3 separate regions of the Mus musculus genome follow, and all the other regions are linked to region 3. The links are chromatin loops, found by intact Hi-C in ENCODE. Cell type or tissue: heart. All regions are shown on one strand. Links, peaks and the distances in the headings refer to the core of each region. The heading gives the core; the rest is flanking DNA.

What was found. Peaks named below come from ENCODE experiments on the same cell type or tissue, not always from the same donor. Only the 100,000 strongest peaks of a DNase experiment are listed, where the experiment ranks them.
Region 1: a loop joins it to region 3, with 2.6 times the contacts of the local background. A loop is called at or near these places in 16 of 42 quality-filtered maps.
Region 2: a loop joins it to region 3, with 2.0 times the contacts of the local background. A loop is called at or near these places in 2 of 42 quality-filtered maps.

What each region holds. Positions count from the first base shown.
Region 1 is chr15:36,259,536-36,264,897 of GRCm38, forward strand. It overlaps Rnf19a (ring finger protein 19A), which reads right to left. Exons shown (of 10, transcript NM_013923.2): 3 at 480-688. Among named protein-coding and RNA genes, the nearest start is that of Rnf19a, 21 kb to the right of the region's middle. In heart, for the core only: CTCF peaks have their summits at 2,846 (motif pointing left) and 5,046 (motif pointing left); no DNase peak of the experiment used is centred there.
Region 2 is chr15:36,235,390-36,240,751 of GRCm38, forward strand. Spag1 (sperm associated antigen 1) reads left to right here. Exons shown (of 20, transcript NM_001359982.1): 20 at 1-232. Rnf19a (ring finger protein 19A) reads right to left here. Exons shown (of 10, transcript NM_013923.2): 10 at 4,545-5,362. It overlaps Mir8097 (microRNA 8097), which reads right to left and starts at 4,775; the gene lies at 4,657-4,775. In heart, for the core only: no CTCF peak of the experiment used is centred there; no DNase peak of the experiment used is centred there.
Region 3 is chr15:36,177,502-36,182,863 of GRCm38, forward strand. Spag1 (sperm associated antigen 1) reads left to right here. Exons shown (of 20, transcript NM_001359982.1): 2 at 950-1,102; 3 at 4,195-4,342. The coding sequence starts at 1,069. Among named protein-coding and RNA genes, the nearest start is that of Spag1, 3.4 kb to the left of the region's middle. In heart, for the core only: a CTCF peak has its summit at 2,185 (motif pointing right); a DNase peak (open chromatin) is centred at 2,160; H3K4me3 peaks cover 840 bases; H3K27ac peaks cover 749 bases.

The sequences.
Region 1 (5,362 bases), core at 295-5,294, 82 kb after region 3:
TTCCTCTAGGTTCCTGTCCAAACTTCTGTTGGTAATGAACAGCAATGTGGAAGTATAAGTTGAATAAACCCCTTTCTTTCCCCACCCCCCCCAATCACCAAGCAATCTCTATGTGTCAAATAACTTATTATTTTTAAAATCAGATAGGGACTAGGCAGAGGGCTCAGTAAGGAAAGTACTTTCTTCATATTTATGAAGATCAAAGTTTGAATCCCCGGAAATCACACACAGACGGGCAAACAAGCACAGAAGTACACACACGTCTGCAATCCCAGTGCTTCTATGGTGAAATGGAAGGCAGGGACAGGGGAAGTCCAGGGTAGCTCTACTGACATACACAACAGAAAAAAAATAAGGCACCCTGTTTAAGGCAAGCAAAAGGTGAGGACCTACACCCACATTATCCTCTGATCTCCACTCATTTGCCCCCTCACGCCCCACCCCACCCCACCCCGAGTATATAAATACAGACATAATACCTGCTGCTCCAGATTCCTGGCTGTAACTAATAGATGAAGAACGTATAGTTCTTAAGCGTAAACTTTGGGCTCTTTCCTGTCGAGCAGCATCACAGGTCTGGTTTGGATGCCAGATCTGTTTACAGTGGTAGCAAAACTCTGTTCCACAGCCTTCTCGCCCACAAGTTAGTTTTGGACAGCTGGCACATCCAAATGCTATCACAGCGTATCTTGAAAAAAAAAAAGGAAAATGATTTAAAACGCATCACAAAACAAAAGCAACTTAGTAAAAATTGAAAAAAAGAATCCACTTAAAACACTCAGAGAGCACTTTTCATATCTGCATTAATACACATCATAAACAGCTACAGTCTAACCAACACGAAATAAGAAAAAGGACAGTTATAAATCAAAGGATATAAATGACTTTTAAAATTTCTAAATTCTTTACTTTTGAATTTTAGCCAGGTGTGGGTGGGGTGCATGAATTCCAGCACTCAGAGGCAGAGGCTGGCAGATCTTTGTGAGTTCAAAGCCAGGACTATATGAGAAGACCCTGTCTCAAACAAACTAAACAATAACAATGTCACATAATAATCTCATGGACTTCTACTGGAAGTGAAATAGACTTGGGGTGGAGTTGAAGAAGATGGCGAGTACATTTACGACTGGCCTTAATGTCTATTCTCTCAGTAAGTATTTTTAATATTTAAAATTTTAAACTTGAATTTGGGTACTGTTAAGACATTTGTCCCAGAGAAATTAAATTATCTTCACATCAACTTTCATAGCAGATATATTCATAATAGCCCCAACTGAAAAAAGGACCCAAATGTCCATCAACCAGCAAATGACTAGGCTGTCATGCACAGCTCCTACACAAGCATCAAAACAAATGACTGACAGAAGTAACAAGATGTAATCTCTGGGAGATTACTTCAAGTTAAAAAAAAAAAAAGTCAGTTTTAGAAAGTTACAAACTACATGCCTCTGTATGTGTAACAATTGAAATGACAGGCTTTAGAAATGGAAAGTGGATTAATGACTGCCAGGGCTCAAGGGAGAGAGCGGGAGGGAGTAGACACTTAGAATGACATGAGGGATTATTACCTTTTTTAAAAAATTGGGCTTTTTACTTGATTGCTTTGTTTTGTCTTAAATTTGAGACAGGGTCTTACTAAATTACTACATCTGAACTTGCTATCAGCCAGGCAGACCATGACCGTGTGCTCCTGCCTCAGCTTCTTCAGTTAGGGGTAGTGTTACAGCTGGCTGTAACTAGCAGCGTAAAAGATTGTGATATCCTTGACTGTGATGGTAGGCACACAAATCTACACCTGACACAAAATTCTATGTAAACCCAGCCCGCATCAGTTAGCTAGTACACATAAGAAGGGAGTCTGGGTAAGACGGAGACTGTGTGTAGTGACCTGAATGGTTCACCCTCCCCCACCCCATACAGCACTTGAGTGCTGAGCTGGAGGAAGCATGTCGCCGGAGGTGTGCTTTAAGGTTTCGGAAGCCACGTGCCAGTTCCCCTTTGCTCTCTGCTCCTCACTGCTCCCACGTGAGATGCTGGCTTTCAGCAGTTCCTTCCACCATGACTGCGGCTGCCCTTGCTCCCCCACTATGATGGTGATGGGCTCATCCTTAGGCACAGCAAGTTATCATAGCAACAGATAAGTAAATAATGCACTGAATCTATGCCCCAATCCTTCTATGGCAGAAGCGATGACCATACTGTGATACAGCTCTGTAAAATGGTAATGGGGGAGAGGAACAAACTGATACACGGGAGCAGTTCTATTCCTGTAAGTGCATATACATGAGCATATACAAATGAGTTGTCAAAACTTAGAGCTTTCTAGTTCTTATTGAAAGCAACATCAAACAAGCCTATCGATTAAGTTTTTGTTTGTTTGTTTTTAAAATACCAACACTTTATGGAAAGTTAGGGGAGTTTTGATGTTCTTCTTGTTACTGGCAACAAATTTTAAGTAATAATCATAACTAAGATTGTATCAAATTTCAAGACTATCTGCATAACTACGAGACTTGAAGAAGCAGGACATTCCACCCTTTTTGATTTACTGCTTAAGCATCCCATTCTTCATAGTCAAAGTTTTCACCTTAAATTCTATTGTACTTCTGGGAGAATTTGTTGAAATAGTACAAATTAATGGCAATTTAAATAAAAGGGGGAATTTAGAATTTCATTTCCCTGCATTTTAAGATAACCAATGAAGGGCTGGAGAGATGACTCAGCAGTTAAGAGCACTTGCTGTTCTTACAGAGGAACTAGGTTACATTTTCAGCACCCACATCCATAAAGTAGTTCACAATGGTCTGTAACTCCAGGCACAGGAGATTTGATGCCCTCTTCTGGACTCCATAGGCATTACATACATGGCATTACATACAAGTGGTACACAGATTTACATGCAGCAAAACACCCATACACATAAATATAATACTTAAATTTAAAAAAAAAAAAAGAAGCTAATTCACTGTAGTTTCAGGTATGGTGGAAAGAATCTACATTTTATTTTCAACTCTAAAATATTTATTCAATTTTAATACATAATGTGGCAAGTGAGTAAATAATCCATGTATGTTTTCTTGTTATTTTTTTCTTTTATAACTATCGCTAATCTTCTCTGATTTTGTTGTGGGTCCCTTAGATTTAACCGTCCCAGTTTATGCTGGCCAGTTTCTGACATTTCATTAAATAACTTGTATTCTGGGGTTCCATGAAGAATACTAAAAAAACCACATTCTTCTTCTCCATGATATATACAAGACTCATTTCTCTGTGTTTTACAGTAGCATTAGATGTAATGATCCTTAGAAAGGTTCCTTTAGGTAAAATGTTTGTCCATCTCAAAATCTAACTTCAGGAGAATGATTTGCAAATCACTGTACCAGTGAAAATATTGTGCAAGTTGGTCTACAGGCTCAAGAGTGATACCATCACATCTAAGCTGTTTGTTTAAACAGGATCCAGGTATAGTGGTGGAAGCAAACTCTGGGATCTATGATGAGTTATACTCTATGTCTAGAAAAATAGCAATAATTTTCTGTAACTTTCAGATAACTTGAGCAAGAGATCCTGGCCCTGGTGTTCCCCTGTACTGAGGCATATCAAGTTTGCAATACTAAGAGGCCTCTCTTCCCAGTGATGGCCGACTAGGCCATCTTCTGCTACATATGCAGCTAGAGACACGAGCTCTGAGGGTACTGGTTAGTTCATACTGTTGTTCCACCTATAGGGTTGCAGACCCCTTCAGCTCCTTATACAACCCTGGCTGGCTTTGAATCTACTGTGTAGCTGAAGGTGACCTTAAATTTCTGACTGTCTGCTTCCACTTCCTAAGTGCTAAATTATAGGCATGCACCAACGCACCCAGCTCATACGGTGCTGGAGGTCAGCACCTCACACACACTAGGCAGGCATTTTACCTGCTGAACGCACCCTTAACCCCTTATAGAGTACCTTTAATGTTTTTGTTGTAACAGACACTTAGTATCAGAAAACATAATTCAAATCTGATAGTAGATTGTACCTGAGTTTTATACAATTAATGAATCATGAACTATTAAGTAAGTTTTTTAATGCTTTATATCACACAGTAATCATTGGTAGACAATTGTGTGTTCAAGGATTTTTCCCACAGAAAATACATAACTTTTTTCATTTAAAACTATAGACAATCTGAAAATTTATTCAACAAGTTCTTTTAAAAATTTTTTTTATTAGGTATTTTCTTCATTTACATTTCCAGTGCTATCCCAAAAGTCCTCCACACCCTCCCACCCCACTCCCCTACCCACCCACTCCCACTTCTTGGCCCTGGCGTTCCCCTATACTGAGGCCTATAAAGTTTGCATGACCAATGGGCCTCTCTTTCCACTGATGGCCGATTAGGCCATCTTCTGCTACATATGCAGCTAGAAACACGAGCTCCGGGGGGTACTGGTTAGTTCATATTGTTGTTCCACCTATAGGATTGCAGATCCCTTTAGCTCCTTGGTTACTTTCTCTAGCTCCTCCATTGGGGGCCCTGTGATCCATCCAATAGCTGACTGTGAGCATCCACTTCTGTGCTTGCTAGGCCCCGGCATAGTCTCACAAGAAACAGCTATATCAGGGTCCTTTCAGGCAAAGCTGAACATTGTACTTAAGAAGTTCTTGAAAATTAGTTTGATTCTGGCAATGAATTCTGAAACTATAATTTGATAAATTCGCATCATAGCTTTCCCTATAATGAAATAATATAGAAATTCAGGGTTTTCATACTCTATTTATATAATGTATGGTGTACTAATGGTATGTTAAATTTTACTATTCATGGCTTTTAATATTTAGCAGTCTTGTATGTGTTTGTATGTAGTAAGTGAAGGATATGCACACACACACACACACACACACACACACACACACACAGAACATGGAGGCACATGCATGTGAAGTCAGGGGCTGATACTAGCTGTCTTCGTTCAATAACTCTCCACTTAATTTAGCTAGACTGGCTGGCTGAAGAGCTTCGAGTATCCACCTGTTTCTGCCTGCCCCCTAGTGATGAGGTTGCAGGTATGCCCACCATGCCTAGCTTTTTTACATGGATTCTGGGACACAGACTCAGATCCCCATGTTTGTTTGCATATCTGTAATTTTGTCAATTGAGCTATCGCTTTCCCATCATTGCTGTTATATTAAGGGCATACAACTGGTTTCTCTTAGTTCTGACAACTGAAGATAATAAATGTATGAACCAAATACATATGCAAAATTAGTTTATTCTAAATGCTGAGCAAATGACATGTCATTTAGAACTTGGGGCAAATGAGTTATTTAACTCCTGTGTGTAGCAAATCTTGAGACTTGAAAATGTTCCCATATGGAC
Region 2 (5,362 bases), core at 183-5,182, 58 kb after region 3:
AGTTACTTTTTCTAATATTTAGTGTGACTTTGTCTTCTACATTGCTTGTAAGCAATAAAACTGTATGAAACAAATTCACCCTGCTTTTGTATTTGAATTGTCCCCCACCCCAACTTTTTGTTTTCTGCTTTATTTCTTTACTCTAACAAGTGGAAAAAGTCACTGGATACTCCTTTTTCTGTGTTAAAGGTATTTTCTACACAATAAACATTCAAGCCTTTATTTACTGTGAGTATGCCTGCGTGTCTGTATGTGTATCTTGTACATGCAAGCTACATAGGCCAGAAGAGCGCACTGGGTCCTATCATTAAGGATGGGATGAGCCTCCCGGAATTGTCTCTGCAAACCCAGCCATCTCTGCAAGCCTCAGCATTCAGGTCTTCCCCCAGTGTGTCCTCATTCCCTTCTGAGTCCCAGGAGCATTCTTTCCAATATTCTGTTGTTCATTTTAAAGTTAGGTGAACATCATTTTCATATCTCACTTTTACAATCACAGTATTTAAGACTCATTGTGGGTAAATGGTACCTTCCCAACTCTGCCACTTTTTTTCCCTCAAGCAGGTCTCTCCTTTGTCCTGAGGTGGAAACCTACTGTAAGTAGTTCTCTAACCTGTAAACAAATATGGTTTTTCCTACACTTTATCCCCTTGGTTTCACTCCTATCACTAGATAGGGGTGGGGGGTGGGGAGGGAGGTCCCTAAATCTAATTTCTTCCTTTTTGTTTCTTTGAGCATGACTACTAACAAACTACAACCAACCCCCTGAAGGACCACCATGCCTATCGGGGCCCTAGCATTTATATAGCCTCTGAAAAATACTCAGGATTTCAAACAACACACCAACAGAAGTTATCTCAGCTGGCAAAACCATGCCTCTGCTAGAACACGAAGCAAATCATAGCTGCTGTGGACAATCCAAAGCAGCCCATATCTCTGTATCTAGGATTAAAATAAAAACATCCTTAGAATATTGTGTTATTTAGAGAAACCAAAATTCCAGAACTGTCACTACATGTTTTCTCCTTCTTAATATTATTTTTGTAGACAGTGGACAATGGATTGTTGCATATACATACATTGGCAGTCTCTTAAGATATTTATGGTGTCGTAGCTTGTTCAAGTATACTCTGCTGCTCACACCACACAGCACTCAGGACACTCCTCTGAATAGGGATGGGTGACAAACTGCATTCATCCATGTTACTGGAAGAGGATGAGATGACCACCTTGAATGTTTTACATATGCTATCTCCAGGAGAAACAGGCAGACAAGTGACTGGTGCTGGAGCTCTGGCACCCCCTCCTGGGTCCTGGCCTGCGACAGTTCTCACATGCAGCTGGCCACAGGGATCAACTACCCTTCCGTACACACTAACCACTGTACCTGCAGCATGTGGCCCAGGATGCTGAGTGCCAGGCACTCAATGAGTGGACCTGGAAGGCTGCTTTCCAAGGTCAGATCGGAGAAGCTCCAATTTTTGAGAAGACTCTGAAGAGGAGACACTCTCTGGCCCCCTCTTGGGGTGCCTGCATAGTCAGATCTTGTAAGCCCTCAGACAGCTGGAACTCAGGCATGGCCAGCCTACTGGCTGAGAAGCTCCATATGCAACCACTAAATCTGAAGGGAACTATTTATGACCCTCAGAAAGAAGCACTGGTGGGGATAACCCTTAAATTATTCTTAATTTGGAGGGAAAAAAAAAACAATGAAATCAAATATAAAGCTCTCTAGTAGAAAAAAAAAAGTGTGAATGGAGTTTTCAAGGACCCTGGGGGCAACAGGGACAATGGTATAGAATCTAAGCCAGGTTGTGAAACAGACTCCAGTCCATGAGAAAAAAGAGCTAAGGACTAAATTGCTTTGCTGCAGAATCTTCAGCGTCACACCAAGGCCACACGTGGCAGCACAGCGGAAAAGCGACTTGATTATCTGTCTTCCCTTAGGGTTTTAACAGTGCCTGAGGCAGGTTTACAGCCATTTGCTCTATGCTTTTGTCTTTTTAGGTCAGTGTTTTTGTCTGTGCAGCAGAAATGACCGTTTCCTACAATGGAGTGGTATGTTGGGAGCTAATTCAGTCAGTGAAGTTTCACCCTGTGCTACACAGGGGTTTACCAAGATGCGACAACAAAAAAGAAAGCGTCCTGGCGAGTGTGCCAGAGCTGCAATCACACACAGTGCTGCTGAGAACAGACAGTGTCAAGTTTCTCAGAAACTTAACACAACTGCTACTGGCCCAATCATTCCTAGACCCATGAAAAGAAGATATATGAGAACATTATCATAAAAATAACAAAGCAGAGACCACTGAAACATCTACCATCCACTGACTCAAGTGTTAACAAATGTTCCAGAGGAACCCCTGGTGCTAATGAAAATGTCCTGCAGTTAGTGACGGCCATACAAACCTTTGATCAGAGTAAGAACTATTGAACATGACACTTCATGGTATGGGAACTGTATCTTAAAGGAGGTAAACCCAAGGCCTCCAGACCAGTCCTGCAAGGCAACAGTTTGTACTTCAGGGAACTTACTGAGTAAAAGCTAAAGGAGCAGAAACCTATGACTTAAGATAGGTTAGGATGGTCACTCTCAGTCCTGCTTCACACTGTCCTAGAGGCTGAAGTCAGTACAACAGGCCAAAGAGCACACCTACAAAAGGTTTCCAGACTACAAAGGAAGAAGCAAAGTATTTTCAGACATAATTTCTGACGTAATTTTCTACATATAAAATCCTAAAGAATCTTATCTATAAAGTTATATCTATAAAGTTATAGATATGACTGTCAATGAGTGAAAAATCAACAGTACATTTGGAACAATCAAAACTGAGGCTTATGGGGAAAGGCGTGGTGGCACATGCCTTCAGTGCCAGCAAAGGAGGCAAAGACAGCCTGGTCTACAGAGCAAATCCCAGGCCAACCAAGCTACACAGTGAGAGCCCATCTCAAAAAACACCAATACATAAAAAAAAAAAAGTGAAAAACTAACACTGTACATACAATTTAGGGCTAGAGTTTGATCAAGATCAGGTCTGAATGATACAATCAGACAAACTAACAAGACATCTATCACATGCAACACACAAATACAATGCACATACAAACATCAACAGATAGCAAGGCATGATCTTTTGTGAATCTAATTATAATACTTGGGAGGCTGAGGCAGGAGAATCATGAGTTCAACAACAACCTGAACCAACCAACCAACCAACCAACCAAACAAACAAACAAACAAAAACATACTAAAAATACAAACAAAAAACCAACTTCCCCCCCAAACAAAACTAACCAAATAAAAATCCAAAAACCAGAGTCCTATAAGTAAAACAGGCTGGCAGGATGGCTCAGCAGGTAAAGGTGCTTTGTGGCACAAGCCTGAGAACCTGCGTTTTATCTTAAAGACCCAAATAAAAGTAGAAGAACAGAACTACTTCAAAAAGTTGTGATCTATATTTGAATGTTATGTGCGCCCCATCAAATATTAATTTTTTGGGGGGGGTTTCAAGACAGGGTTTCTCTGTATAGCCCTGGCTGTCCTGAAACTCACTTTGTAGACCAGCCTGGCCTCGAACTCAGAAATCTGCCTGCCTCTGCCTCTCGAGTGCTGGGATTAAAGGCGTGCGCCACCACACCCGGCTCATATATTAATTTTTAAAAACAATAAAAAATTTACCTTTATAGCTTTGTATAAATTCAAAAAATTTCCAAAACACAGTGTTCATAAAATAGAAGCTGGGCATGGTGGTGAATGCCTGCAATTCCAGCACTCAAAAGAAGCAGAGGCTGAAGGATCTCTGAGTTCAAGTCCAGCCTGGTTTAGCATAGTAAGTTCCAGGACAGCTAGAACTAAAAAGAAGAAAAAGATAAAAAAGAATCCACAGGGAGGAGGGGAATAAAGGTGGAAATCTGCCATGGAGAAAAAGGTTAGTTCTAATATTGTTGGTTAAGAAATTCAGCAAGTATTTTCTTTGGGCTAACTCAGAATCATCTCAATGGCTTGTAACGTTGATGAATTTTGCAACATATCAAATGTGATGGCTTTACATAGTAAAAATTACATCTGGAATTAAAATTCAATCAGGTGAACACATTTGTGAGGGATTGTTCGGAATTAAATCATTTGAAATGGCCAGACCCACCTTTAACCTGGATCTTGAGGTAGGAAGATCTGTCTACCTTTAGTGTGAGCCATGCCTTCTAGAGGCAGCCTAGATAAAAAACATGAAAAAGGAAGCTTTTGCAGTTTGCAAAAGTGAAGTCTATTCTTTCACTGGCATTAGAGCCTACTTCTTTGGGATTCTGTCATATACAGAAGACCAGGTGAGACATCAGCCTTATGGACTAAATAGTTACGGTATTCTTGGAGTGTTACTGGTAGACAAACATTGTTCGACTAGCTGGACCACAGCCTGTAGTAAGCCACAAATCTCCTTTTCTATTTGTATAGATTCATTTTATCAATTCTGTCCCTATAGAGAACCCCAACTAATATAACAAATGAGTAATCCATTGTTGTAAAAATTCCTGGGCACACACCAAATCCATTAGTATTTACATTTATTTCATGTCTGCTGTTCACACACTCATTACTGAACAAAATTGGAATGCAAACAAATGTACAAATACCATAATGAGCAGTATCAGCTAAAAGAGCTGGCACTAGTGTTCTCTAAGCAGATTAATGGATGCAGCGAGGAAAACGACGGACGGCACACGGCTGCAGCCCGGACATTTTCCTTGTTTACCAAAAGAAAATGCTCAGTAGCACCATAATGGTAACACTTAGAGGAAACACCTAAGGTGGAGTACTTGACCACTATGAGGTTAGTCTGCCGGGAGAGCTGTGTGGGAAGTCAATAGTGCAGGCAGTATTTTGGCCAACTTCTGCTCGTGTCAGCTGAACATCCCCCGTAAACAAAAGGAAAAGGAAACAAAGCCACACGTAGACCTTTTATATAAGCTTGGTACAAGCTCTGCATTGTTTTGATTTCATGGTTCAAAAAGATATACATGTTAAAAATTGAGGTTATGTAACGTTAAATTTACTAAAGCCTGAGTGTGTCTTTGGTAGGTGAATACTTTTTCAGTGTAGTTAATAATCACATTCATGTTTACCTATTTCCTGTATTTTTCTATATAATCCAAGGTGACTAGAGAAGACATTATGGGAAATGATAGAGAAAAATCCTCAAATGACGAGGCTCATAAAACCCAGTCTCTCCCAAAGGCACCAAGAATCAAAGGGCACTAACTTGCCTTAGTGACAGGTGACTGTAATACTTCCATCCTAATGGGACCGTCTTCTGCCACTGTCAGTCCCTTAGTTACCTTTTACCGTCTTCTAAAATGGCAACAACCA
Region 3 (5,362 bases), core at 168-5,167:
ATAAAAATCAGAAGCGAATAGACTAAGACAGCTGGTCAGAGGACTGGCTCAGCAGTTGAGAGCACTTGCTGTACTTTCAAAGGTCCCTGGTTCTGTTTGAATATCCATGTTGGGTCTGTCCTAACAGACTGGAACTCCAGTTCCAGGGCATCTGACACTGCCTTCTGGGTGTGTGCATACAGTCCACACAGACTTTGGTAGAATAAGTTTCCTCACTTACGTAGGTGCACACATCCCTCAGACCACATAGTTCTGGGCATTGGGTGTAGTGAAACCTGTCTGAAATCCCACTGCTTGGGAGGTAGAGGCCGGAGGATATAGAAGGGGTTCAAGGTTGTCTCTGGCTACGTAGCTACGTAGAGGCTAAGAGTGACTACTAGAACAGCCAGCGCTCCTCCAAGGTGCTCCCCTCTGTTGCTTTACTCTGTGTCTTACTAAGTTTTCTGGACTCTGCAAATCCTCCTTCCTCCTGGGTAATTAGGAGTGCAGGCCTACACTACCAGGCACAGCTTGAAATACTTTGCTGTTGAAGAGCTCTGTAAGAATAAACTTTGTTGGCTCTTGTGAGTTAGCCGTGTAACTCTTACTAAGCCTTTTTTTTTTTTTTTTTTTTTTTTGGTTTTTCGAGACAGGGTTTCTCTGTGTAGCCCTGGCTGTCCTGGAACTCACTTTGTAGACCAGGCTGGCCTCAAACTCAGAAATCCGCCTGCCTCTGCCTCCCGAGTGCTGGGATTACAGGCTTAAGCCTTTCTTTACATATCTCTTTGTTGGTCTCTTTATGACTACAGATATTTTTTTTGCTTGCCCACAGTCTTCAGATTATTTTGACCTTTTTCAATTCAGCACAGATTGTATAGCCAGAAGAAAACATGAAGTGTGGAAAGAAAATTACAAGCCCATGCATGGCATGACAGCCTTTCTCCAGATTGTTACAGTTTTTCCTCTGCAGGAAATCAGTGCTTCGGAAGTTCAGGTGTTTGCTTGAGACTCGCTTTGCTGTCTGGATGCTGTTCACATAAGTGAGACAGCTTAAGGATTATCCGAAAGATTGAGTCTTCATCTATAAATATGCAGTTTAGCATTCTCCAACATGAAACCCTAAGTAAGTATATAAATGTAATGGGTTGAGCATTGGAATTGATACCAGCCACAGTGGCCCCTTCCTGCAGACTTTTCTAAAAAGGAGAATTTATTGGATTCCTGTTATGAACTGGGCACCAAATCTGAAATGTATTTAAAATGGAAGTTTCTCCACAAAACGACCTCTACTGTTTTATTCATCTGAATTGCTTCTGTCAATCATGTTTGTATCTCCAGCACTCTAAGGGGTACCTTGCTCTTCACCATCCTCTCAGGAAATGTGGCTGTAGGAAAAGAGGAAAATGTGCCTTTCATTTATTCTTGTTCAAAGGATGGTAGATAAGTAAACCTAGTGTGCAACAGAGTCTGACGTTTCAATTAAGTATTTCAGTTACGTAGGACTAGACACCACTTCCCTTAGGAGTACAGCGGTCTATTAACAGCGTTTTAAGTGGTGTATGTGGTACACACCTTTAATCCGAGTACTCGGGAGGGAGAGGCAGGCGTATCTACAGAGGGAGTTCCAGGATAGTCAAGGCTACACGCAGAAATCCTGTCACGAAAAATCAAAACAAAGCAAAAAGAAACACCTTCTAACTTACTGTAAAACAGACTAAATCCCAAGGGGGCGGGGGTCTGCCCTCTGTGAGGGCAGAAATTGGCTGCGGCCTGTGAAGCCAATCAGCGGGCAGCAGGGGTAGCCAATTGCGGGTCAGAGGGCTTAGTCTCCGCCCAGCCGCATTGGGCACCGGCTCGGGTCTCGGGTCGGCATCCTCCGCTGGCTACAGAGACCCAGGTGAGCACCCTCGGGGCGTGGAGAAGCGGCCGCACACGCACACTGTCGACGAACGTCCTTTCTAGTCTGGGAAGGCGATTGGATCTTTCCACCGCTGTGGTTCACACGGGGGTGGAGTTGCCGCACTGTGGTTTCCTGGGGACAGCCATCTGCTTCAGCCCCCAGCCCAAGCCGGAGGAAGGACTCCCTGCGCCAAAGCTTGCAGGTTGGCCCAAGAGCTAGTTCCCAGGCTCGTCCTAGACACTTTACCTGGGTCTGGCGGTGCCTGGAAACCGTTGCCATGGCTGGGGCGTGCCACTTCCGTTTCTGGCTGCAGAGGGCGCCGGCTGCCTGAGTAGGAGAAGCTGAGTTTTCACGTTACTGGGGTTACCAGGAAACGCTATGGTAGTTTGCACAGGAGATATTACTACTACACTGATTAGGAAATACAGGAAATGAATGTGAGCAGGGTGATGGCAAATAAATCAGACCCAGCCATGATCAAGCTTTTAGACAGAAAGACTGAAAAGAAATACGGAAAAATTCTCCCGAGAACAATCTAAATGCCCAGAAAGCTAACATTTCTAATTGCCACAGGTTTAAGGATTTTACACAGGGAAATAAAAAGAAAGAAAGAAACATACTTCAGAAGAACTTAGAAAAGCTTGTGAGTCTTGATGAATGTGCTTTTATTGCGTAGTGTGAACGTAAGTTTGTAATATGTGCTTTTTGTGTGTTTGTTTTTAATTGTCAGATTGACACAAACTGGGGTCATCTGGCAAAAGGGAATTAAAACTGAGGAATTGCCTCTATCAGATTGGAAAGTCTGTGGGGTATTTCTGATTAATGATTGATGGTGGAGGGTCCAGCCTGCCGTGGGTGGTCCTGGGAGTTATAAGAAAGATGGCTGCCTTGGGAAGTGAGCCAGTGAGCAGCACCCCTCTATGGCCTCCGATTCAGCTCCTGCCTCCATGTTCTTGCCCTGAGTTCCAGCCCCACTCCATTCAGTGATGAATTGTAATCTGTGAGATGAGATAAGCCTGCTCCTTCCCAAGTTGCTTTTGGTCATGGTGTTTGTCCCAGCAACAGAAGGAAAACTGGGTTTGGTTTGGTTTTTCTGCCAAATCTATGTTAGTGTGGAGATTTCATGACAGAATACAAAAGTTTTATAAATCTGAAAGCTTTTTAAAAATAGGGTTTTTGTTTTGTTTTGTTTTGTTTTGTTTGTTTATTGAGATGGATCTCACCATGTAACCTTGACTGGCCAAAACTTGATATGAAGACCAAGCTGGGGGGCTGGTGAGATGGCTCAGTGGGTAAAAGTACCCGACTGCTCTTCCAAAGGTCCAGTGTTCAAGTCCCAGCAACCACAAGGTGGCTCACAACCATCCATAACAAGACCTGACGCCCTCTTCTGGTGTGTCTGAAGACAGCTACAGTGTACTTACATATAATAAATGAATAAATCTTTTAAAAAAAAAAAAAAAGAAGACCAAGCTGGTCTAGAACTCAGAAAGATCCGCCTGCTCCCAAACTCTGGAGCTAAAGGCATCTGGCTCCACTTTGTGTCTTTGTTTAATTCTTTAGATTTTTTAAGTTTGGGGAAGGAATTAAGAGTGTTTTAAACAGACTACTATTTTATTATATAAAGATTGTGCCTGCATGTGTGTCTGCATCACACATCCTGTGTCCACAGAAGCCAGAGACAGCCCCAGATGACCTGGAGGAGAAATGACAGGACTGCTGTGGACACTGGCAGTCCACCCCGGGCTCTGCTCTCGGCCACTGAGCCATCTCCTCAGTCCCACACTTAGCAACCGACTGTTACGTGCCAACCTGTTGAGATACACAACTTCATTTCAGGAGGCTTTGTCGCTTGTGCCCACATCTGTGTGGGAGGGCTTAACTTTCTAGCACCCAGTGACAGCTTCACTTCATGTCAGAAGCATGCAGTTCTACTTCATCAAGAAGCCCTCAAACCTGATTTTTATATAACCTGTAGTTTTTGCACCCGAATGTTTTATCGTTCTGTCAGGCCTTGTTTAAGGTGAAGTCTTAGATAATACATGTATGATGAATATTTTGACTTGGTTAATATTGAGAGGAAAGTTCAAAACAGACAACCTTCCTCTTTGAGGAAAAAAAAAATCACTCTGCTTATTTCCCTCTAAGATCACTCAGGACTACCTAGATTGAGCTAAATTATATATACATACATATATACATATACATGTGTGTATATATATTATTACATACATATGATAATGTTATATGATATATATAATTGAGCTAAATTATGTATATTAGATTCACATCTGTTTTTTTACATTATGTTTCAGCCATGACTGCTAAGGCTAAGGACTGTCCATCATTGTGGGGCTTTGGAACAACAAAAACATTTAAAATTCCCATCGAACATTTGGATTTCAAGTATATTGAAAACTGTTCAGATGTGAAACACCTGGAAAAAATTCTTTATGTGCTGAGGTAAGCATTTAAAAAATGATTTCATGCTTTTTATGCCATTGCCTTCAGGGAGACAAATCAACAATGGAAGTGTTGGGGAATTTTCAAATATTGAAGTCAGTACATAGGTCCCTGATTGGTTTGATTCTGTGGTTTTGGACCACATGAGACATGGCTGGTTAGGATCCAAGTGGGTAGTCAGCTGGCCTCCATTGGCTGTCCAAGAAAAGGTAAAGCCATGGAAACATGCTACTGGGGGAGGCGCACTTTTTGGTTCTCTGACAGCTAAGGGTGACTCTCTGCTGCCTGATCCCAGGGAAGATGGTGGAGAGCCTGAAACAGGAAGTTATCCGAGCCTGGTGATGTCAAATCTTGTATGGGTGTCCAGATGTAGTTGTTTTGAGTGCCTCATTCTCAGCCGTTCCACTTCAGGAAGCCTGAGAAGGGAAGCGAGCTTTTAACAATGCAGCTGATTGTCATGAGTTTCAAGAGTCTCTGCCCCATGGAGTACCAACCTGGGATGTCAGTGGGTTTCCTGAGAGATTGGATTTGAAGAAGAGCGTTCGGCTGCAGAAGCACTTGTGGCTCCTGAGCCAACAGCCTTCCCAGGATGCAGTCATGATTCTTGGCTCTTCACTGGTCCTTGCTTTTATTTTCTCTGACCTTCTTCCCTTTAAAAGACTTATGTATGTATGTATGTATGAATGTATGTATGTATGTATGTATGTATCTTGGCACATGTATGCCAGTGCCCAAGGAGGCCTGTGGAGTTCAGAACTTCATCTAGCTTTCTAGGGAAGGGATTCTGTTTCTTGAGTGGTTTACTTTAAGAGTGTTTTGTCTAAGCTGTTTCTCAGCCATTTTCTCCTCATACATTAAAAACCAACAAACAGTCCTGGAGAGATGGCTCAGTGGTTAAGAGCACTGACTACTCTTCCGGAAGTCCTGAGTTCAATTCCCAGCAACCACATGGTGGCTCACAACCATCTGTAATGGGGATCCGATGCTCTCTTCTGGTGTGTCTGAAGACAGCTACAGTGT